3 separate regions of the Mus musculus genome follow, and regions 1 and 2 are each linked to region 3. Evidence: chromatin loops called from intact Hi-C (ENCODE). Cell type or tissue: left cerebral cortex. All regions are shown on one strand.

Evidence for each region. A loop is a pair of places that touch in the nucleus more often than their neighbours do. Peaks named below come from ENCODE experiments on the same cell type or tissue, not always from the same donor. Only the 100,000 strongest peaks of a DNase experiment are listed, where the experiment ranks them.
Region 1: a loop joins it to region 3, with 4 times the contacts of the local background. A loop is called at or near these places in 3 of 42 quality-filtered maps.
Region 2: a loop joins it to region 3, with 6 times the contacts of the local background. A loop is called at or near these places in 3 of 42 quality-filtered maps.

What each region holds. Positions count from the first base shown.
Region 1 is chr2:62,281,728-62,289,727 of GRCm38, reverse strand. Slc4a10 (solute carrier family 4, sodium bicarbonate cotransporter-like, member 10) reads right to left here. Exons shown (of 26, transcript NM_033552.3): 15 at 7,749-7,854; 16 at 2,765-2,926; 17 at 907-1,020. Among named protein-coding and RNA genes, the nearest start is that of Dpp4, 130 kb to the left of the region's middle. In left cerebral cortex, a CTCF peak has its summit at 3,691 (motif pointing right); a DNase peak (open chromatin) is centred at 4,463.
Region 2 is chr2:62,509,458-62,517,457 of GRCm38, reverse strand. Fap (fibroblast activation protein) reads left to right here. Exons shown (of 26, transcript NM_007986.3): 21 at 5,018-5,072. Among named protein-coding and RNA genes, the nearest start is that of Gcg, 30 kb to the right of the region's middle. In left cerebral cortex, no CTCF peak of the experiment used is centred here; DNase peaks (open chromatin) are centred at 2,381, 2,701 and 3,784; H3K27ac peaks cover 3,711 bases.
Region 3 is chr2:62,454,308-62,462,307 of GRCm38, reverse strand. It overlaps Gm13561 (a long non-coding RNA gene), which reads right to left and starts at 7,191. Exons shown (of 4, transcript XR_001783319.2): 1 at 7,056-7,191; 2 at 1,205-1,303; 3 at 885-952. In left cerebral cortex, a CTCF peak has its summit at 3,962 (motif pointing right); DNase peaks (open chromatin) are centred at 3,961, 5,164, 5,956, 7,116 and 2 more places; H3K4me3 peaks cover 593 bases; H3K27ac peaks cover 5,411 bases.

The sequences.
Region 1 (8,000 bases), 170 kb after region 3:
ACCCATTTTCTCTTCATAGCATAGTAGGGATGAAATTGAGGCATAGAGTGCCGTAGTAAGTTGTCTAAGGTTCCAGGGTTAATAATTAATTGAGGTCAAATTTTAACTCCAGCAGACTAATTAAAACATCATTCTCAATCAATACCTGTATTTAATAAGTAACACCAATACCTACTATTTACTGTATGCAAATTTGTCTACATTTAAGATTGCACATTGTACACTATGCTAGAAACAAGGCAGAGCTTTCTTTTAGTTTAGTGGATATATAAATAGAAGGTTTTGGTGTAATATAGTAACTTATTTCAGGTGTGTGCACAGGCTACTATATGAAAAATGAAAACCAAAACAAAACAAAACAAAAAACCAGAAACTGAGCCATATCATAAGCTCAGCAAAAGGTTCAAAACAGGGCTGCTGCTGGAAATGAGTCCCAGAGGAATTCATTATGACAGCAAATGATTCTCCGATTAAGTCCCTAGCTCTGTTTGACAGATGAGAAAACAGGCTGAGGCAGTAAATTTGCTGGCATCAAGGGCTGTCCTGCCATCATAATATGGTTGGTATACTTATCCCAAGCCTAGTATCTGTTTTTCAAACCCTATTCACTCTGCAGTTTTCCCTCACAAAAATGCATGTCCCTCAGTTTCAGAATGCTTCCTTGGTTTGTAGGCATGCTGTACTGTTTGCATATCTTTCAACTCTAATGGGTGATAGGAAATGTTTAAGCAGTCTTGAAGTTTCAATTTTATTATTCTTTTTAATACCAGACAACAATTTATTTCTTAATCTATTAATGCATATTGCTCATGTTCTCATAAAAGTTTCTTATACTGGGTCACAGATCATCTATTAGATACAGAGGAATAGAAAAGCAGATAGATGTTACATGCTAGATAAATTCACCTTGAAAACGCTTGGTACTTGTAGTTTTGGTGATGGGATCCCAATGGCATAGTCAATTAAAACCATACACAGAATTGTAAGAAAAACCGCAAAATCACTCACTATGGATCGAACCTAAAAATAATGAAAATATTGTTACTTTGAGGGAGCTATAAATAACTAGAAATATTCAGGAGCAGTCTTGAATATGACCGCTGTGACATAATATCATGATGTTACTCCGTATGCACATTGTAACATAGTATCATTAGCTATGCTATGCTACAGTCTGAATACATCTATGTCTCTCACCCACACTTTTTCAGAATAAAGATTTATTGAACTGAAATAATGGTGGTCATTTTCTTTTTCATATTCATTTAAAGTATCTATTATAAACCCAAGTATGTGAAAATTTGGAACACAGAATAAAGTTGTCTGGCCTGCATCAGGTGAATTTTAGGTCTCTTGAATACACATTATATTTTAACATTATGAATCCAAAGGACCACTAAATGGCATTACCTGCTTTTATTAAAGAAGCGTGTTTTAATTACTTAAGGTATGACAATTACTAATATACACAATGATGTAGGCAAATTTAAAAATTTCTTTGATATAAAATGAACTTTATATAAGCCATTTTTCAAACCATTTCTCATTGTAGAAAGCCATTGTGCAGTGGTGCACAGTTCATGGTGCACATGTGCAAGTCAGAGAAAAACCTCCTGAGATGCTGGCCCCATTTCTCACTGGCCTGGAACCTCATCCAATAGCTCAGGCAAAGGCACACGAAGGATTCACCTCTTTCCCCCTGCAATCTCACTGTGATCTCTGGGACCACAGGTGTGCACCAATACACCCAGCTCTCCGGCACCCCCACCCCCACCCCCAGCCCTTTACCATAGGTTCTTGGACCCTGGGTTTAGGTTCTTATGTTTACAGAGCAAGCACTTCACAGACTACGCCATCTCCCAAGCTCTCCAAGGACATTTTTGAGTAGTTACTCTTAAAAACTATCAGTAACATTTGCTTTCTATTAGTATGCTGTTGCAACCCATGAACAAAGTCGTTAGATTCTGACATAGAGAATGGTTCAGCTGAAAGGTGGAGGAGATAAGCCTGTTAACTTTCGTGAAGAAGATAGTGACCGAAAAAGCAGCAGTCTCTGGAAGGAACTCTTCTTGTTTACCAAAGTGGAATTTTTTTGAGATATTTACCTCAGTCTGAAAAACATTTGTTTCCTCTGTGTGTGTGTCTGAGTGTGTGTGTGTCTGAGTGTGTGTGTGTGTGTGTCTGTGTCTGTGTGTGTGTGTGTGTGTGTTTGTTAAATCTCATCCTGGACCTTTTCATGGTGGACTCAGACCTCACAGATTTTTATGTTGTAGTGTTAAATATTGAACTCAGTTGATTCCCTGTTTCCTTTCTCAAATATACAGATACAAGCATGGTGGCTTAGGGTAAAGGACTGATGCATTTAAAAAAAGAAAAGAAAATTGTGTCCTAGTGCACAGTGCCAGGCTTCTCCATGTAGAGACTGTAACACTGGTTCCTGTCAGGCTGGCATAGGCCCCACTGCTCCCTGGGAAAGAAAGTGACAATCACTAATATGGCCTATGCTTTGACTTTCCAAATCTGTACATGGGAAGGGAAGTGTTGACCTTTCAGTTTGAAGGAAAGCAGAAGAGCTTGTGCCACCTCTGGTAGCTATGTCACAAAGGGCTTCTTCCCAGCCCTGTTCTAGGACCTAAATCTAGCTTGCCAGTTCTCTCAGAACCTTTCTACCAGTTCATGTCATTCCATCAGTAACTCTCCCCTAACCTTGAGCATGTAGAATATTTAGTTTATATTTGGATCAGAAATATTTAAACCCAAGTACCTTGGTTGGGAAATAGCGGCTGGTCTTGAACTGCTTCAGGGTGGCTGACATGGTAACTGTGGAGAAGAACAGGATCACCGACCAGAAGAGAACATCTGGCACGTAGGGGTGGCCATGGCCACAGGCTCGCCCGACATACTCCCCGTGCAGTGATCTGCACTCCTGAGAGGAAGGGAAACACAACTGGTAAAGAACACTTAGTGCATTTCTTTCAGAAAACTAACACCCTATCAAACGCAGCTGAGACACCTAGACTGCTCACCCATGGCTCCCACAGAGAACTTAAGAGGTATGACACTTGATTTCAAGTTCTACTTGGATAGGGTTTAAATCTGACATCGATTAAGTTCAAGATAACAGATATATTTTAAATGTGATAAGTTTGATAATGTAGTTTGTACTAACATCAGAAATATAATAAAGCATTTAAATATGTCATTTTAGTTTTTTTCACACCAACACCATAGACAGATATTTTCATTTATATTTGATACCAGAGAAAGCTGAGACATGGAGAAACTAAGCAATGTTTTTTCAGCCTCACTAATGCTATGTGGTAGAGCTGGGTACATGCACCGCTCTTGTGGTAGGCATTATAGACTAGTGCAGAACAGTAATTATTTTTAAAAACTAGTTCAACAATACTAAGAAGGCTATGAAAGATAACAAAAATGATGATATATATTTAAAGAAATGGAAATTTGAATCGTATACGGTAATTGTTGAATTCAAATAAGAAATGATAAAGAAATTCCTACATGAACAAGGAGAGGGTCATGCTTGCTCTGCTTTCCCACGGAATTTCTTCTGCTTTTATGTTTGTTTGTTATGTTTTGTTTTTTAAGGGGAAAAAAAGGTTAAAAAAAAAAAAGAAAAGAAAAAGAAAAAGAAAAAAATTAATTACTGTCTTAGCCATTAGGTGGCAGCAAAGTCAAAAAGAACTTCAAGGGGGAAAAACAGCATTTTATGTAAGCATTAAATATTTTGAAAGGAAAAAATATTTCTAAGTCATCTTGGAAAACGTTCATATTCTAAAAATTATATTACTGTATTCAAAACAAATAGAAAATATCAGCTTAAAGAAGCCAGGAAAATTTTTATTCATCTAGGTATTGTGACCCTGAACAAGACTTGCTTTGTGGAATAGTCAAAGAAAATTTAGAGATATGCTGTTTTCACTGAACCAAACTTCAAGCGCCTGAGTTCACTCTAGAATAAAACAAACTCCTCCGAAATATTTAAAATAAATAAGTGGCCACATTGTCATCCGGAAGCAAGCAACAACCAACTTCTTCTTGACATAGGTACTGAGTCTAAAGGTTCTTGAAAAATCAGAATAACTTAGAGCCATGTAACAGACACCACACTGTCTTTATTATTAGCTAAATTTCAATTATTCATGTTAAGATGATTCAGAGAACAGAAACTAAGCTACTGAAGAACTGCATAATAATAATAATAATGATAATAATAATAATAATAAACCTCTTAGCCTTATTTATAGCTTTAATTTTCCTTCTTAAACTTAATAAATAAATTTTGAAAAAAAATCTTTGACATTTCCAGTCTCTTTTTGTGTGCATTTAGAAATGCTTGGAACAATTGCTAAGCAGTGTTACGTGCACCAGGATGTCTAAGCAGAGGAAGTGGGAGTCCCACACAGCACATAGTGATTTGTGAGCACCTGCAGTCTTTTGTGCATGTCTGAAAGGCTTCTATGAATTCTTTGGATGTAGGTGGGTCAGATGCTCTACTCCTAAGAAGCCAGATGCAAGAAAAGATTATTCAACTGCCTATCTATAACCGCCAATGCCAAGGCTAGCTATCTCAACTCAAAGCAAACTGTAAAGTATTATTATTTCTTGTTTTTCAAGGAAACAAGGGTGGGGCTCTGATTCTAAAAAGTAAATTCTGTAGGTAAAAAGTAACTACAGAATTCAACATTTATTTTCAGCTTTATACTATCTACATGTCCAACATATACCCCCCCCCCCCCACACACACACAGAGTGAGAGGGGTTTGGGATAGAAACAGAGTCAGAGATAGAGTCAAAGAAATGAAGAGACAGAGAGACAGGGGAAAAAGGAGTCCTTTGGACGTGCAAACAAACTTCAAAGCCTTTCTTTCATTTTAGTCTATCATGGTTTACAATATAGTAAGTACTCAAAAGATACTTGCTGACAGATTCTAATTACTCTTCCAACACATTCTATTTCAACAATTCTATAAATTGGTAAAAATTAAAATAGAAATTATTAGTATATTTTGAAGATATGAATGTGAAATTATTAATGTCTTTTCAAATGTATATATATATATATATATATATGTATAGAAAGAGACTAAAAAGCATTGAAACAAATTTCAAGCAATTGATAATTACTTTCCCTTCTTTTTTAGTTTTTAAAGATTTTTGAAATTACAATGTAATTAAAATATAATTACAATATAATAACAATAATTATAATACCATTACATTTCCCCTCTCCCCTCCTTCCTCCAAACATTTCCATATATCCCTCCTTGCTTTGAGATGTTCCTGATGTACTTGTGTAAGTGCACAGAGACAGAAGTCTAAGTCTATTAGCTTGCCATAAAGTTGAATTAAACAGTAAACGTGAGGTGAACGTAGTTCAACATAATCATTTGGTGTTTACCAAACATTTAGCCCTTTGATTTTGATTCTCTGCCTTACTGAGTTATCAAGGTATAAGTTAGTAATTATAAGATATATTATGATGAAATAAAATAATATCTGCTATTAACTGATGAAAATGATATGACATTTCTTATGTAACATTAATTCATAGTAGAGAACTTTAAAAATTAAAATAAGGCATAAAGTGTTAAATTTGTTTTGCATCTAAAATATTTTTATAACCCTCTAATTGTACAAAAACTTCTATTTTCAAAGGGTGGGTGGGTAGAGAGGTGGGAGGCTCTGTATGAAGAGGGGAAAGGGAGACACTGTTAGATATATTGACTAAAAATTCTTAAGCAAAAAATTGAAATAACTCACTTGTGGCTAACATCATCAATTGGATTGGCTAATGTATAGAATAAATTTTACTATTTTGCATTAAATGATTTAGAGAAAAACAACACATGACTTAATTTGGTTGAATAATTCAGACTGGATTATTTTGAATTTGTGATCAAGAGAAAATAGAAATACGTGACCCAAAATGAAGCTTTGTAGATAAAGCACACCACTCACTGCCTACACACCTACCATGACCTCACTATGACTCCACCATGATTTCACCATGACCCCACCACAACCCCAGATCTAATTTCTCACTAAATTTGCATTGTCCTTTCTTGTTCACACCATCACTTCCTTTACTGATTAATTTAAATGGTTTTCTGGAAACAAGAACCCTGGTTGCATTACTTTTCTAGGGAAATATAGGTTGAAAAGAATAAATGTTGACCACAACAGCAGACAAGAGTAAGTGGAGGTTTATTCTAAAGAAACGCAAGGGGCTCTGCTGTTTTCAAGATGCCTAGATGTAAAAAGCAAAATTTGTAACCTACAAATTTTAACATTAATGTGTTCTCTCTCTCTCTCTCTCTCTCTCTCTCTCTCTCTCTCTCTCTCTCTCTCTCTCTCTCTCATACACAGAGAGACAGAGAGACAGAGAGCAGGAGAAAATAAAGATCATAAAATATAGGTCAAGATTAAAGAGAGACAGAGAGCAGGAGAAAACAAAGATCATAAAATATAGGTCAAGATTAAATTGTAAACCAAGAATAAGTAAATTGATTTTTAATTCTGAAAGAACATATACAACAGAATATACCTCAGTAAGGGGAAAGAACCAAAATCAAAGGGTCAAATGTTTGATAAACACCAAATGATTATGTTGAACAATGTTCACTCAAATGTTTGCTATTTAATTCAACTTTATGGCAAGCTGGTATACTTAGATTTCTGACTCTGTAAGCATACATGAGTATAGTCAAAAATATCTCCAAGTCAACTATTCTAAAGAATACTTGGACATAGCTTAAACTATTTAATATATGCATGTAATATGACTAATAGAAAAGAGGCCATGAATTTTAAGAGTGCAAGGAGGGATATATGGGAACGCTTGCAGGAAAGAAAGGGGAGGGAGAAATGTAATTATATTATAATCCCAATATATAAAGGTAGAAGGTCATATCCTTCTCAAATAATATATTTAAAGGCTTATGAGATTTTATAGCAAAATATTTCTATGTTCCATTAACTGTATCACTTACTAAAATAGTATGTGATTAATCAAATGAAGTAGAATTTGTTTGTGCTGATGGCTATAAAGAAATTTGAGAACATACAGGTAGGTAGGGTGGTAAAGGTTTTGGATAGTAATGATTATAAGTGAAAGAAACAGAAAGAAAGTGGGGCTACTCAGGGATTTTTATACTTATTTTAAAGCAGAACACTTGGGTTTTACCCAAATTTTATGTTTTCACTGAACAGAAATGAGTGAAGCCTGTGAATACAGAGTCTAAGAGATGTTCACACATGAAGTAAAGAGTAAGAACTGAGAAATGTTCCCATGAGAAAACATTTACAAATAAAGGCATAAGGAAATAAAACACAGGTACAGAATTCAACCACTATACGTAGAAATATGGATCTAGCCTATCTTTTTTTTTTTTAGTAGAATTCAGAATAAAAATAGAAGTTAGGAATCTGTTGAGAAACAAAGAGAACTTTTTCTTTTAATTAGTATTTAATGTTTTTAGTTGACGTGTACCCTTCTTCTGTTTCTGTAAACTTTCAGAGGGATGCAGGTCTATGAAAAGAAAGGAATGAAAAGCCCCAGTTATGGGCAGATATCTGAATTGGGGAACTTTAAAACAAAGCTATCACTTGTATAAGTTTGTATTTCCAAAATTCTTAACTTAGTCACAATAACTGATTAAAAATGCTAATAAAGGTCTTGACAGTAAATGACTCAGATTTGAGTTCCTTTGCCATGTTTTACTTACTGACACAGTTAGGTTCCCCCAGATTATGTCAGAGGCAGAAAGGTTGGACTCCCGCCATTCCTTCAGTGTGTCATTGCTGGGACTATGTGGCTCCATACAGTTACATCTGAAAAAGCAAGATAAGTCCTTTTCTGAAAGAAGCAGATTTTTTAAAACTGTATCCAAAGCATACACCTGAGGATTCATTTTCCTTAGGTAGAGCATTCATCCACCTGAGAGGCCAGAAGTTGGGTCATTTAAGCCACTCTTGGA
Region 2 (8,000 bases), 55 kb before region 3:
ACAGGGGCCCCTGAACACGATGGGTTTGTCCTGCCTCTGAGCCATAGTTTCAGTCACGTTTACAATTCCTGATGACTTCATTCTGTTTCAGTTTGGCTTATTGACTTGGTACAAATGTATTATTATTCTTAAAGGGATCTTCTTGGTCAATAAAGGGAAAGCTGTTCATGGGAATGGGCTAATAAAGGTGAAGAAAACTGCTTGGTAGATCTAAGACATTCCAACTGCACTTTTTATTGATTACCATGGCCCACAATTGAAAAGACAAAAAGAAAAATTACATAAGTTTAGTGATATCATTAGTAAACATGAATATCTTCAATTGTTGTCAGTCCACCTCTTTAGAATTGGTTCAGATTTTCATAGTCACTGCACGTCCTAGGTGTTGGAAGTTCATTTGTGAATAATCTTGCTGTTGTTTTTACTATGCTATCATGAGAGTAGATGCCAATTTTCATTTGTCAAAAAGCTCCTGTTTTCATATAATAGATGTGATATTCTGAAAACATTTAGAAGGAAGACAGATCTAATTTCTTCTTTCTCAGCTATATTTCTAACCACAGTTAATGGACCCATTGTCTTTTGTTAGAATCTAAAACAGTGTTGTCGATAAAACACTACCGTACTAAGGACAGTAGACAGGATTGCCCTGAACTCTTCTTACTGTAGAGTGAGGAAGTGAAGCTAGTGAATAAGAGTCTACCAGTCTGGCAGCTATGGGCTAGCTGGCTGGTTGCACTCATAGATATAGATGATTTTACACCTGCAACAGCTAAAGACTGAATAATGATTCACAACAAAGATCAATTTAAAAAAACTCAGTAGAATATCTCTTATCCCTTTAGTGTCACTGATACTAGCAATATTGATCAACATATACAAAACAAATTTAATTTAACAGCTAGGAAATAGGTCTAGACAGCTCTTTCTTTCTTTCTTTCTTTCTTTCTTTCTTTCTTTCTTTCTTTCTTTCTTTCTTGCTTTCTTGCTTTCTTGCTTTCTTGCTTTCTTGCTTTCTTGCTTTCTTGCTTTCTTGCTTTCTTGCTTTCTTGCTTTCTCAATCTATCTATTTATTGTATTTCTGACTCTAGTCAAAGTAGAAAAATTTAGATTCATATGTAACTAATTTTATTTTAGAAAGGCAGTCATGACTTATCCATTTGACATTTCTTCCCTTTAGTGAATAGTCATTTATGCACAGACAAAACTTGTTCAGTCAGAGCAGTCAATTTTAATAAGAGATAGTAAGTTAATGATTATCTTGTTAAAGAACATCAAAATTTATAATTCGCCTCTCACCTTTGGAAGCTGCATGATCTTCATTGATCCAGACTTGATATTTTTACTATTAATTTATTTGGAAGAATTTTGTCCAATGAAGAAACAGTTCAAGATTAACTCCACTGAAGCAACAGAGGATTTTGTACTCTGCTTTTGCTTGTTTGTTTTTGTTTTTGCAGTGTTAGAAGGCAAGTCCAGGAGCTAAATCCTTACCTACTGAGCTAAAGCCTCAGCTTAGTTTTCCCAGACTTTGATGTACCCTGTAAAGAGTATGAACACATTTGTTGGCCTTCCAGCTTTAATTTTTTGGGTAATTTGCTAGAGGCATAACTTGGATCTTGTCTGTTAATATTTGAACTAAAACCAAAAATTTGGCAAAGGCATGACGATAAAAAAAATTATGCATCGTGTCTTGAGTTTAAATGCTTTCTAAGGTTCCACAGAATTATAGGGTGGTTTGTTTTGGCTTTGGGTTAAAACAACCGAAATCACACAGCTCACTAACAGCAAACTCTGTCATGGTATTTAGACCATTGATTTACTATCACAGATATAGTACTCAACAAGAAATGAATCCTTAATTTGCTCTTATGGATGAAATAAAAGTATAGATCGGAAGCCCCTGTAAGGACCTTAATGAAAATTGTTATTTTTGGCATTCAGTGTATAAGACACAGAGTCTTGAATCCTGTCTATCAATTTTGTAATAATACTAACTTGTCTTTAGTACTTGATTGAAGATGTAATAGAGGCAGTAACTGGTGGCCATTTCTTTCCCTGAACCTTTTTTCCTAGAATGTTATCTGGAGAAAGAAAGCTCTCCTGATATAGGGCAAGGATACCACTACCATGTGCTCAGCTACTTAATGCATGCCAGGTTTTAATATGTGTCACCATATTACACTCTGTACAAAGCAGTGCAATCCTTGCTTCCAATGCATTTACAATCTGGTAAACATGGATAGGTGGTGCTCTAAGGGGAAGCATTACTGTTAGATGGGATTTTTAGTAAGTCCCTCATGAAGCATAGATCATAGAGCAGCTGCAAGACCCATTCAGGCAACACATGCAGCAGTGCAGAGAGCTCCTGGGCTGGCCCTAGCTTTGTTTGAAATCTGTTACATGAACATGTAAAAGAGACCTTAGGATCCAGTTCTTCACAAAAGGCTAAAAAGGAAAGACTGAGATGATCCCGAGAGTGATCCAACCCCCTATCTCCCAAGGAAGCCTTTTAGGAATCAGACAGTGAACACCTAACTTGAAGAAACGGGTTTGCAAGCCCTTGGCTGTCACTCTCGAATCAACCCAGAAACGGAACTGTTTTCCTTGAATCTCTTATAAAATTTTATATAGGCGAATTTTCTACATGTCAACAGAAAACCATGCATGTGCATTTGAAAACAACAGTAAGTACCAGCCAAGCCAAGCTAATAAAGGCAAACAAAGTAGAAAACAGAGGAAGAGCAGACCTCACCTCATAGCCTGCCCGTGCATGAGAATATCTGTAAGGAACAGATGGTAGCGAGTTCACAAGTGCTGGAGGAGAAGGAACACGGTTTCTTCAGGCTTCTTGGAAAATTCCACATTTAAGACAATCACAAAATTTCAGAGATTATAGGGTCAGCTCCATTTATTGGGAGTATATTCGGCATTGTATATAGTCCCATAGTCTTAATTTTATGTGATTTAAGGGTTAATGATGAAAAATTGAAAGAGAAAAAATATATTATCACACTTACAGATAGTGTCAAAAGAAAATTTCTCAAATAGCATAATCAGTCACTAGGTTTCAAGATGACCTTAGCCCAGAGTCATTTTTTTAAAGTGGGGAAAATATGTAAAGTTTAATTTAATCTCTAATATTACAAAAACACCTTATTCGTGTGTTACTTTGACTGTGTTGATTAATACATATTATCAATAGTTTCTGATATCTCGCCTTCCAGGAAGCTTTTCAGGTTTTGAGGATGAAATTTATGGAGCCTTGTTGATCTCAAAAGCTTGTATTATCTAGCTAACCTTTAGCCTAGTTCTGCCACATTAAGTGTTAATGTTTCATTTCCATGTTAACCACCAAACTATCATTTCCTGTAAATGTCATCCTTTCAGAATAAACCTAGCCAGGGAGCGGATAAGAATTTCCTGTTCCTATGTATCACCTGTTATTTGCTTTGTGCCCCAGATGCAAGGCAATATGATTGTTAGCCTCTGCAAGATCATAAAATCATGACCGATTTTATGGCTCAAAACTGTCTTCCAACACCAGTAGTGACACTATCTTTTAACAAGAAAGCGAACCTTCTCAACTCCCATTTTGATTTTGAAACGTGTGGGGGAATGGCTGAAGGGCCGGCCACGCGTCTCCTGCACATCTGCTCGCTTTTCCTTGATCAGCTTCCACACAGGTAGCAATTTTCCATTCGCTACTCCATTTCTTCCCTGTACACTCAGTGTCCTTCAGAATTCGTGTCGGGTAAGCTGTGACTAACGGGGCCTCTTCCCATCTGTTTGTCCCGGGCATTTGCCCAACTCCTCAGTGCGTCAGAAACGTGCATGCTGAGTCGATGCAATGAGCGAAATGGTTGCTATAAAATCCCTTTAAGTAATTCTAGAGAGCTGGCAAAAAGGGTTCAGAGGTAGAGCACTAGCATAGGAAACCTAAGGACCTGGGTTCGATTCCCAGAACAACAAAAGAAAAGGAGAAAGTCCATTATTCCATTAACAACAACAACAACAACAACAACAACAACAACAACAACAACAACAACAGACATGCGTGTTCTACTTCCGGAGAACGAACGAGAAAGGCATAAAGAGAAAGCAGAGGCCACACCAATGTGTTTTGGAGACTGTGCCTCACGGGGTCCCTCCCTTCCATCTGTCTGCTGTGGCGCTCTCCAGGGCCCACTCACTCCGGTCACCCCTTCTTTCTTCCCTTGCTTCTGATCTCTATAAAGTTTACTTGAGGCTCTCAACCCATTCTCCCAATAAGTCTCATTTTCTCTAGAATACAAGAGAATCAAGGTAAAAATGAACAGCAAACATTGCTTTGGAGGCTTCCCGGGACTTTTAAACGTTTTTTTTTGTTTGTTTGTTTGTTTTGTTTTGTTTTTGTTTTTTTTGTAGTCTGTTATTCCTAAGGGAAAAAATTATTTTGAAAACGTTTTGGAAATGTGATGGAGCCGAGCAAATCATTTAACATTTTTAAAGGATACGTATAGATATATTTGGTTGTCCATACCATAGTAAATTGGAGGGCTCTGAACGGCAAGAATAGATTTGTTTTTCACTGAATACAGGATTTAATATCAAATGATGGTTATCAACAATTATGCAAATAAAGTGATACAACTTTAATAAAAACTGAATCAGCAGTGAAGCAAATATCCTTTCCAAGACCCAAGGATTTGGAAATTTGGTACTAGTAGCAATGTCATTGTATTCTAACGAGGCAATCTGGGGACAGGCTTTGATAACCCACAAGATTCAAACATTGGACCTGAGGGCCCTGGGATCAATAAGGATGAAGAGTGGAGTCTAAGATGATTCTTTTATCCTCTGTAGAAGACATAACAATATTATTTTAGTTATTTGTAAATGCAGCCTTATTATGCACGTGTTTAAACAAAGAGATGGAGCGTTTCTATTAAATCTTTGGATTAAATATGCTTGTGTAATGAAGTAAATGTCATGTGTACACAATTAAAATTCTAAAAATTTGTTTCTTCCACTTCAGAAAATTCATAGAAATGGGTTTCATTGATGAAGAAAGAATAGCCATATGGGGCTGGGTGAGTTGTTTTATACATTCTCTGCCTGTTACTCAGTTCGGTAATCCTCATTTTCGAAAGTATTCACTTAGAAGGTTTTGCATGAAATGTCAGTATTGCAACATAATTTAATCTGTCAATAGAAACAGTCAATTTGGATAATAACAGCTTTGAAGTGGTGGTTTTAAGTGTTTGTTCCTTTTTTTTCTGATTTAATTTCTTCACTGTATATCAAATGAATCCATAATTGACACATTTTTACTTAATTTTTAATACTAAATTGTAGCATATTGAACTGAACTATGCCCTTCAAAGGTTTGATTGCCTCCCTGATTTAATATTTATTTTATGTTTTATATTTCTTTTTTATAAAAATCTGAGCTAAGGGTTGAAATGATAGGAACTTTTGGTATAAAAATTGCTTAGTATCTATCTAGACCAGTATAATCCTAACAGAGCTGTTAGGCATTTTTGTCTTTGGGGAAGATCAAAGTATCCCTTAGACCCAATGTGCATTGGTCCTAATCTGAAAGTAAGCATTGTTTGTCTCCTTAGCTCTTGGTTTTGGAAATGACACTCCCCCCACTTGTAAGGACTGATACATTTATTAATAATAAACACAAAACTGAGTGCCAGACTTTATTAATTGTGAGCAATGAAGTCATTGGAGACTCTAGGGAAATATTGGGAAAGTTTAAGTTTGCCCATTATGAATTATGATAATTACCCTTCAAAGAAGTCTCCCTGCTTCACATTTTGGTCTGGATTTGGACATTTGCAAGTCAACTTGCAGTCAGTTGGGCTTGGGTTGTTTGTGTTGGCTGTTTTCTGTGAGAGAAGCCTGCACAGGATGGATGGAGGGAGTGAAACCCCTGCATTGAACAGAATCTGCAATATCCAGCTCAGCTCCGAGCTCAGCGACCAGATAAAGGGCTGTTAGGAATTTGGAGAAAATTGTTACTGCAATCCAGTTGTTCCTTCTCAAAACTACCCAATGTTAAGTTTCTAAGCAGGGTGGATTCAAATGGGTAGAAGCAAGTGAAATGTTTTTATAGGGGAATATTTCAGATAAGACCTTTGCTACTATCCATTTTTTGTTTGTTTGTTTGTTTATTTTTGGTGAAATGTCTAAAGTAGATCTTTGACAGAGTCTCATTCTAAGGAAATCATGTATAATCATTAACATTTTGCTTAGAGCGATGCTTTATTTTTTGCTGTAGGTTCTGAGTAACCATAAACTAGAACATTCCATTTCACTTACTGAACATGGTTAGGTATTAGTTTGGTAGAGAATCTTCTATACGGGCTCACCTGAAAACTCACTCATCACCCAGCAGTGCATTTATATCAACCCAGAATCCTTCAATAAAAGAAGCTTACCATATCTGATTGTGTAAATACCATCAGAAGAAATAGTATTTTATTTTTATTGCACTGCCAACTCTTTCACATAGTCATGGTCATGAAGCAGATTTGTAGGAGCAATTTTTAAAGAAGAAAGCAATGAGTGGCTTGTCAATGCATGCCATACCTGAGTAGACCCCAAGTGGCTGGAGGAAACAAGGTGCCCATAATGCTATGCCTCTTTATATATCAGTTCTTCCAGTTTGGGGCAATCCATTAACACATATGTCTGGTCTCTGACATCCATTCCTTCATCCTTGTAAATCATCATTATATCTCATCTAGGTCACCTGTTAGCCAATTTATTTTATTTTTTTCTGACACAGTCTCATGCATCTCAGATTACCTTTCAACTACCTATATATCTGCGAATGACCTGGAACTTCTGTTCTTCCTGAATCTACCTTCCAGGCCCTGGGATGACAAACATGAATTACTTTCCCCAATTTTACATGATAGTGGAGTTCTACCTTGGTCTTTATGCATGCAAGGCAAGCACTATATGTACAGAATCACATCTCCAGCCCTCACACTGGATTCTTATGGATAAAAGAGTGATTCAGCCCTAAATTTGACTTTCATATAGGGGAAGAATATAGAAATCACATGTTTATGGAGAGATATACTTTTTGTGCATAACAGCAGAGAGGAATGTAGTTAATTGTGTCTGTGAGAGCTAATAGAGATACCAGATATGAATCAGCATCTTTGATAGTCAATAATAGTTTAGTAAATGGGCATTCCAGAATGTGAAGACCACATTTATTCTCATCTTGATAAAGCAAAGAAGCATTTGTGAGTTGGTCAAGAGTATGAAAAACTTTGAAAGGCTAAAGACTCATAAAGTTTGGAGATGTCTGGAGAAGTAAGTCATCAGATAACAAGGACCTACTTGGCCACACAAAGGAAAGCGTGTGTAGCTTTTTGTATTCTGTGCCTCTGTGATCGTGAGTCTATGGGTTCCTTAAATGTTAGTATGCCTCTGAGTATGGTCTTCGCCCATCAATGCTCTGTAGGCCATTGGAGCAAACTCTGGGGTTTCAAGCATGATATGGTTGCAGAATCTGGCCTTTTGCAGCCCCTTTTCTTCTGAGTCTTATAATTCAGTTGCTTGTCTGTCATCTCTCCAGGACACAGCATACATGGGCACCATTCTTAGTTTACTCCCAACTAACCTTAATATGGACTACTATAAAACAAATCTTCATCATCTCTGAAGACCTCATCATTTACTGAGTCATCCAAATTAGAAAGCTTAAAAGCTTCTTACCTTTAGGCCTTTTTCCGAGTCCAAAATTCTGATAATGAGTGAACTCTTTTTTTCCACTTCAAGCTGTTGAATAGCTATTACTATCCCCAATGGCATTGTTTAGTTTGAGTTTCTTCATGAGTCATTGAGGCAGAACTTCTCAAATGTTAGGCATATATCTATCACCCAAAAAGCTTATTAAAACACAGCTTCCAGATCCTTACCACCAGAGAGTCTGCTAAGGCTCAGAACTGGCATTTATGATCATATTCTAGATAATGCTGATGCTTTGGGTC
Region 3 (8,000 bases):
GCTGCCTCAAGTCTGGAAGCCCCAGAAAAGTGACCATGCTAATCCCTTTCTCATACCTCTGTGAGGCACAGAGGAACTATTCCAAGCTCATGGAGCAAGGCCTCACAGAGAACTCTTCCTAAGTGAATCTCACTAGAAGAATTACTTTAAATAATCCAGAAGCAATAGTGACATTATTGATCTTCTGGTACACATCTGTTATTGTTGATATGACTTTGTATGCTGGGAAGATGGAAATAATAAACCTTCCCAGGCTCCCTAAAGGTTCATAAAATAAAACCTCAAGACAAGCAGAGATCGTTTCTTCATAAACGGACACTGTTTCTTTCTGTGTTGCTAACAGATTTCCAACACCTTTGTCCTTTCAAATTTATCCCCTTATAATCCTCCAAATCAGAAGCCAGTATCAAGCCAGACCTAGAAGTGCAAGCCTATAATCCCAGCTATAAAAAGGGAGGCTGAGGAAAGAGGATTATAAACTCAAGAGCAGCATCAGTTAGGAATGAATTTGAGGCCAGCCTGGGCAACTTTAAGACCCTATCTCAAAAGGTAAGAAGATACCTAATGATGGAACTCAGGGAGAGAGCATTTGCCTAGTATGCCATTGAACCCTAATTTCTTTTTTATTTTTTTATTTTAGGTTTTCCTTTTTTTTTTTTTTTGATTTGTTGACCACTTTTATTATTTTTTTCTTTTATTGGATATTTTCTTTATTTACATTTCAAATGTTATTCCCTTTCCAGGTCTTCCCTCTACCCTATCCACCCTCCTCCTGCCTCTATAAGGGTGCTTTCCCATCCACCCACCCACTCCCACCTTCCCACCCTAGCACTCCCCTACACTGGGGCATCGAACCCCCTCAGCCCAAGGGCCTCTCATCTTACTGATGTCCAACAAGGCCATCTTCTGCCATATATGCGGCCAGAACCTTGGGTGGGTCCGTCCATGTGTACTGAAAGAGAAAAAACTGTAAGAATAAGCCAGCCAACCCCGCCCCCTCTGTCTCTCCCTTCCCTCCCCCCTCTACTCAACAGTAGACGATTTGGCCACGATTTGTCCAGCTGTGAAGAGGCGCCAGTCCTTGGTTTGTGGCCCCGGTCCGTCTTTAAACCTATCACCCCAACATCTGCTCCCACCCTTTGTCTCTGACCCAGATCCTCCTGCCTCTATATTATCTTCATTCTTGTGTCTATGCTGGGCTCACCTGGATAATTCAGTATTGTCTCCTCAACTCAAGTTTCCTCACCACAATTGCCAAATCCGTTTGAGTATATTCACTTCCTGGAGGTCAGGACACGCATTTCTGAGAAAGGAACCAACATAAATAAGAGGGATTCCCCCATGTAGCAGGTTGACAGTAAACAGCTTGAGATTTATTGCAGAACAAAATCTACTTGAGAAACAAAAAGGAAAGGTTGCAGTCTAAACAGCAAGGTGAGGGGGCTTCGCTGTCCATTGACAACTGATCTGGACATGAGCACAAGCGCAATTATCAGTTTTCCACAGGATGGTGGTACGGCAAAAATAAATAAATAAATAAATAAATTACAAAAAAATAATAGGATGGGGGAAATAAGTCTCCTGAAAATTAAAGGCATTGTGACTGTGTCGCTTAGGAGGGGAAACAGCATAGCTCTTAATAATTAGTTGCAAGGGTGTGAGAAGTGGGCCAGGGATAATTAGCAGGGGACGCTGATCATGTGCACATTCGCAGCGAGCTGACAAAAAGAGGAAGTGAGCCAAACTGCAGGGAGAAGCTGGGGCTTTTTAAAAGGGAAGTTCTTGACCATGAAGATCAGACTACCAAGAGAAGCTGTGTAATTTCCATCCTTAAAGAGCTTTAAAAATAGGATAAACAGCCATCTGCACAAGATGATTTATGCATTGACCTTCAGGAGGCGGGCCCGATCATCTCATGAAGTCCCTTCCAAGTGTGGGATTCTATGATTTAATCAGTATGTGATTTTTCTCAGCTCTACATTTTGCGAGATAACCAGCAGATGGGAGCCACAAATTCCCCAACATCATACCAAAATCATGGTTCCTCACACTGGTAGGGCCCAGGCAAGCTTGCCAAATTGGCATCCATTGAAAAAAAATCATTGAAGGACCCACCTCAAACATTTATTTATCTCCTTGTGGGTGTCTGGACCACCCATGTCCACAAAATAGAGATAATCTTTAGACCGATTGTGTGCATTCAGCTTTGACTTAAGTAAGAGTCACGTTGAAAAGGGGAGTCTCATTTTGAAACCTGAAACAACAGCTCTCATAAAACGGTGGTGGTGGTGGTGGTGGTGGGGGATTTACAAACTCCAGCTGAAGGAGAAACGAGGTCAATTAGACACAGCCCTTCCCAGGAAACGTTTTAGAGCAAACTTGAGCCTTACTTGTTTTCACTTAACAGACACGTCTCGTCAGTTCTTTGGGCATATATGTAGTGCTTACTATAGCCTAGGTTCAGTACAAAGCCACAGGGAGACAAATACCATCCATCCGTCAAAGAGCTTAGTCTCTTCCAAAGGAAGAGGCCATTTTTTTTTTTTTTTTTTTTTTTTTTGACGCAGAGTCAGCAAAGCAGTAACAGGATGCAGAATAATCGATGGGATGATGCCAAGAAAACGATCCAAGTCTGAGAGACCTAAGGGACTTGGACTTGTGTCTGAAGGTTAAAACGAAGCTGGGGAGGAAAGATAATAAAACGTTTTCTGGAGCACTCAGGATAGCCTGAAGAGTGGCTGGTAAACCCCACGAAGTGAAATTTGTATACAGCTAGTGCTTACGGTGTAGAGAGAAGGGTAAAAGGCCAGTTGGGGAGAAGGAAAGACCCAGAAGTGAGGGAAACCGAGAGGTCACGAGAGCTCTCACAGGTCATGCAAAAGAACTCAGACACAGCATAGAAGAAATATGGCTGCTGAGTGATAGAATACACTTCTGAACCAAAAGACAGAAAAGCATTTGCATACGATTCACCAAAATGAAGGGGTCACTAGGCAGGTGTTGAGACATCAAGGAGAACCCAATAAGGCTGAGCAGGGCAACAGCATCTAGTTAGGGTACTCTTCCTTCTCTTCTGATCACTGCTCCTTGGACTTCATCCCCCTGCCTCCCCTTGTTATTCAGACCCTTCAGGTGACCACCTGAAGCTTCTACATCTTAAGCTTCAGCCAATGACAAGCCAGGAATACACTGGTCCCATTATCTCACTGGCAGACCCCAAATTCCAGCGAAGGGGACTAACAATGGTCCACGGAGACTTTTTCGGGGAGAAGGCGTTCATTACAGCAGGGAACTATTGCTGCAGGCACCTTAGGGGCAGGGTGAACTTGTTCTCTGAACCGGAAGGGCTGCTTTGTAAGTTTTCTCCGTGTGAATGTAGGACCTTTGGTTTGTTTGATGGGGACGGATGCAGACAATCAGTGTGGCGATGGTCACAGATGTGTGTAGCTCCTACCTGGAGGCTGGGAGAAAAGATGGAGTCTCCAGTCGTTCCAGGAACTACTTGGCCACACTAGCAACAGCTGAGGGCAAGCGCCAAGCCTCCGGCACCTCAATCCAAAGAACAGGTTTCTCAAATTGTGTTCTTTATTCAGAACTTATAACGGCTGGCAGGTTCTGCTCCCATATATGAATTTTCAATCAGCGTGCTTTTATTCAAATTGTTCTTTTGTTTCATTGTGTTACTAAAAAAAAGTATGACAGGTTGGCATGCTTGTTTATGTAAATGTCTGGAACTGTAATTTCTTGTACGTTAAGTACAGATAATTACACAGCCTACCTTAATCTCTGAGGACCTAACAATCACCTTAACAGCACTAAAATTAGACTTCTCTTAAATTAGTGCTGAGGAAGTATGCATTAAATATTTTATTAATAAACAATTTACCTTTCTCGATTCTTCGAAGAATTTTAATTTTTGCGAATGGAAACGACATAGAACAGTATTGTGCAGTTATATGAAAGACCACTAGATGGCACCATACATCTTTTCTTCCAATTTTATCTCCCTAAACTAGCTGTTTTAGAAAAGGAATTTGTGTTCTTTCGGGAGGAAAAAAAAAAAAAAAAAAAAAAAAAAGGAAGAAAAGAAGATTAAAAAAAAAAAAAGAAAGAAAGAAAAGAAAAAGAAAAAAGCCATGGTAGTTTTTGCAACGCTTTTTGAACGTTTATTAGTGTTGCGGCATATTGGTGAGACTGTCTATACTTAAACACCAATTTCAGGCTTGCTCGGCTATTTCCCAGGAGGTATTTTCATTTCTCAGTCTTTATTATCAAACCATACTGTTTTATTTTTTCTTGTTTTACAGTACATTTTGATATTGTTGCAATCATTATTTCCCTTCAATGATATCGTTATTTCCATAATCTTCCTTATTTACAATTTTCCAAAACAAAATCCAACTGCATTTAATTATGTTACAAAGGAAGGAAAACACGAATTTTGTTTAAGTTCTCAATAAGTTATAACAATAGCAAAAATAATAAAGGAGCATGCAATCTGGGAGGAAGTTACATCTTTATTATATTTTTGTCAGTAGTAAAATAAACACTTTTGCATCTGTGATATACATTTTTGCAGGAGTGAATGTGTGTAAACTAAATTAATATTTTAGTAAGGTTGTATTCATTATTATAAAAGCTAATAATGTGGAATGACTGATCATGTACAATTGCAGAAGTATACATTTATTTGTGTAACTCAAAGAGAATATTTTACTCCATATATATAATAATGCCAATTGATTAGCAAAACAGAAAACAGTTATTAAAAGGGGTTAAAAACTACACTAGGCATAAAGTAACAACTTAAATATTAATCATGATAACTTTGTTTAAAACAGAAAGGAAATGTATATGCTAATTATCTTCTCGGGGAAATAAAATTCATGTTTTTAAGACTTTTCAGAATTCTCTACATTTTCTATAGTGATATATTGTGTTCATACTCAAGACTTCATGGAGATTGCAAAAAATGCTACTTTCTAAAAGAGACTCATTTATTGCTCAGATTGTCAGAATAATTGCTTACTAAATGAATGTTCTTCGTGATGCTCCAGACTAGGAAAGCTGCCGAGAGCAAGCGGAACTTTTTGAGGCCTTTCCTACACATGTTCCAGCCACTGCCCTGGGAAGAGAACCTGCTTGCAGGTCACAGTGTCAGGAGTCTCTGAAGGACTCTGTGTCTTACCCTTCAGCCTCTCCCTGGGAGAGCCTTCATCTTCCAGCAAGTGGCAAGTCAGAGGTTCTTAAAGTTTTTGAGGTCAGGGAACCTGTGCTCTCTTAAATACTGGCACCATATTTGTATGGGCAATATATGTTTATGCTTAGCATATTCTAAATGAAAACAAATTGATAACTGCTTGTTTACTTTAAGTTAGAATTCTCCCACTGTATAATTTTACGTGAAGAATACCTTTTATAAAACAGATAAAGTACAGAAAGACAATGGCCTGTGTATAGCACCTGGTGTCTCTGATTTCTTCTTGCCTGGGAAGAAGATGGATTTCTGCTTTTGCTTCTGCACCCAATCCCTGTGCTCATTCTACGCAGCTTCTGGACATCTCTATGACACCACAGGATAAGAAAGAGTAAATAGCAGCAAACGACGTCTTTGATGATGATTGATGATGATGATGATAATGATGACGACGACGACGATGAAAATACTGATCATCAGAAAGAAAAGCATTTCGGGAAACCCAGAGCTGCGTTCCCAGGTTTTCTTTTGAGATTAGTTTATGAAACTGGATTGTGGTCACTGAATTATAATCAGTACAAAGCCTTCCTTCCTCTGCTTCTTTTCTAATATATTTTGCTAAAACTGAAACATAATTTGGGGAGTACAGAGTGACTCTTCACATCCCATTCTCTGCCATCAATCTCGGGGACATGTTAGCTGGACATGTTAGAGGGGACTGAGATTGTTGACCTCATCCACGCCTCCATCCTGTCGCTGCCACGGTCTACTTGGTTTCTCCCTGTTACCGTTAAAGATGATTATGCTTCATGCTTTCTCATCCTCCTGTTCCCTAGCTTCTTGATGAGCCTGTGTCCCTGCAGCTGATGCCTTGCAATGCTTTCCGTTCCAAATCTTGAAAGAGGCAACTATAGATTTATAGATTGAGGATACAACACACACACACACACACACACACACACACACACACACCCTTGACCACTCATTTCCATGAATACATTCTTTGATTCTGACCCTAACTGCGATGCTCCGTGATCTCTGTGTTGTTTACTTTTCTGACGACATATGAATATTATTTCTTTAGCTCAATCCCTACATATCTACACTCACAATCTCTCTGTCCATCAGTCATCATCGATTAATGGAACCTCTAGGTTTCTCATTAGTTTCCCCTGCAGCCTCACCCCTCCTTCTATCCAGCTTTTATATTCAGCATCCTTGCTTTCTTTGAACTGTACACCTGATTGGTTTGAACACAGCATTCCGCTTACTCTGCACCTGCGCTGATAGAGATGAACATATCTAGAGGAAATCACTGATGATATCGACTCAGATGCAAGGCTGTGAATATGAAAAGGGGGACCAACACTGCCTAGCAATTGCATCAGATGTCCCTAGTTGTTAACTATTCCACTGTCATATGTGACTATTTCTTGCCTTCTTTTTTTTTAAATTCCAATACCTCATTCATAATGGATAGTTCTGCCTCCTCTGGGTAATTAACTGAAGTAATTACCCACCCACTTACTTGTGTGTGCAAGTGTTTCACTTCCCGTGAGTACTGTTGTTGAGCGGTCTATGTTCCCCGAGACCAGCCTCCATGGTGAGTCCCAGCCTATGTGTTCTGACCTACTTAAGCCATAACTGCAGACATGTTGCTTCCTTACCTCTACTCTTTCAGCCACAATCACTTGGCTTTATTTCTCTGATTTAGCAAATGAGCTGTCTTTACCTGTTTGACTTTAAGTAAGCTTTTGCGGCTGGCTCTAGTTTGAACCCGAGCTAATCAACACGTCTGTCCCCGTTTCGTCAGCAACTTCCAGATTGCCAAATCCAACGATCAATACTTAGGGCTTACCTTCCTTGAGATGTTGGCAGCATTTTCCAGAGTTGTTCTCTCTATCCTTAAAAAACCAGACTTCGCTTGGCTGCCAGAACAGAACACTTTGCTGTCCCGATTATCCTCTGTGACAGCTCCAAGAGAAGAGAGAGAGGCGTTGGCTGAACTGGGATTTTACAGGTTTCCGTAGTCACTAGGAAGTTAGGCCAGAGAGAAAAACGCTCCACAGAGAAGACCTGTGCTTGAAAGGAAATAGCTGGCCTTTGTGTGACCTAATAGGAAGACACTGTCCCTAGAAAATAATCCAGGGAGAAGATGGCTTTTACTCTCTCTGGCTCTGAAGATCAGAGACATAGGCAAGGGTTAAGGAAGGCAGAGACAATAATTAAGAATAAAGGCACAAGTAAGATTATTATTATACTAACACCACACATATATCTATTGTATGTGTTATAATTTTTAATTAGGTGCTGTCACATTTATTCACTTATTTGTTTACAGTATCCTGGTTTTTATCCCAATCGTGTGAATGAAGAAACTGAGATTCACCAAGTTAACACAGTTGCTTACGGCTATGTAGCTTTTTTTTTTTTTTAAACAGAGTCGAGGCTAGAACCCAGACCCAAGAGAACCATGAAGGATAACAGCGGCAGACAAGTCTCCAAACAGAAATCCATGGCAACAGAATGAGAAGCACCACATGATTTGGTTCAAAAAATCAAGAGCTTAGAGCTTGGGACTGAGTTTCAGACACAAGCAAGCAGAGGGCTGGCCGGTAAGTCAGGCTCAAGGGGCACAGTGCGTGTATGGCGAAACTCAAGAAGCAAACGAGGTAAATTGAGCACACGTGGAAGGAGACCATACATTATGGAAAATGCTTCTCTGTCCTTTTACTTCTGGAGCTAAAAGTACTCCACACTCCCTGGATTAGATGTTAAGGCAGTCAACCCCATCTGTGTGGGA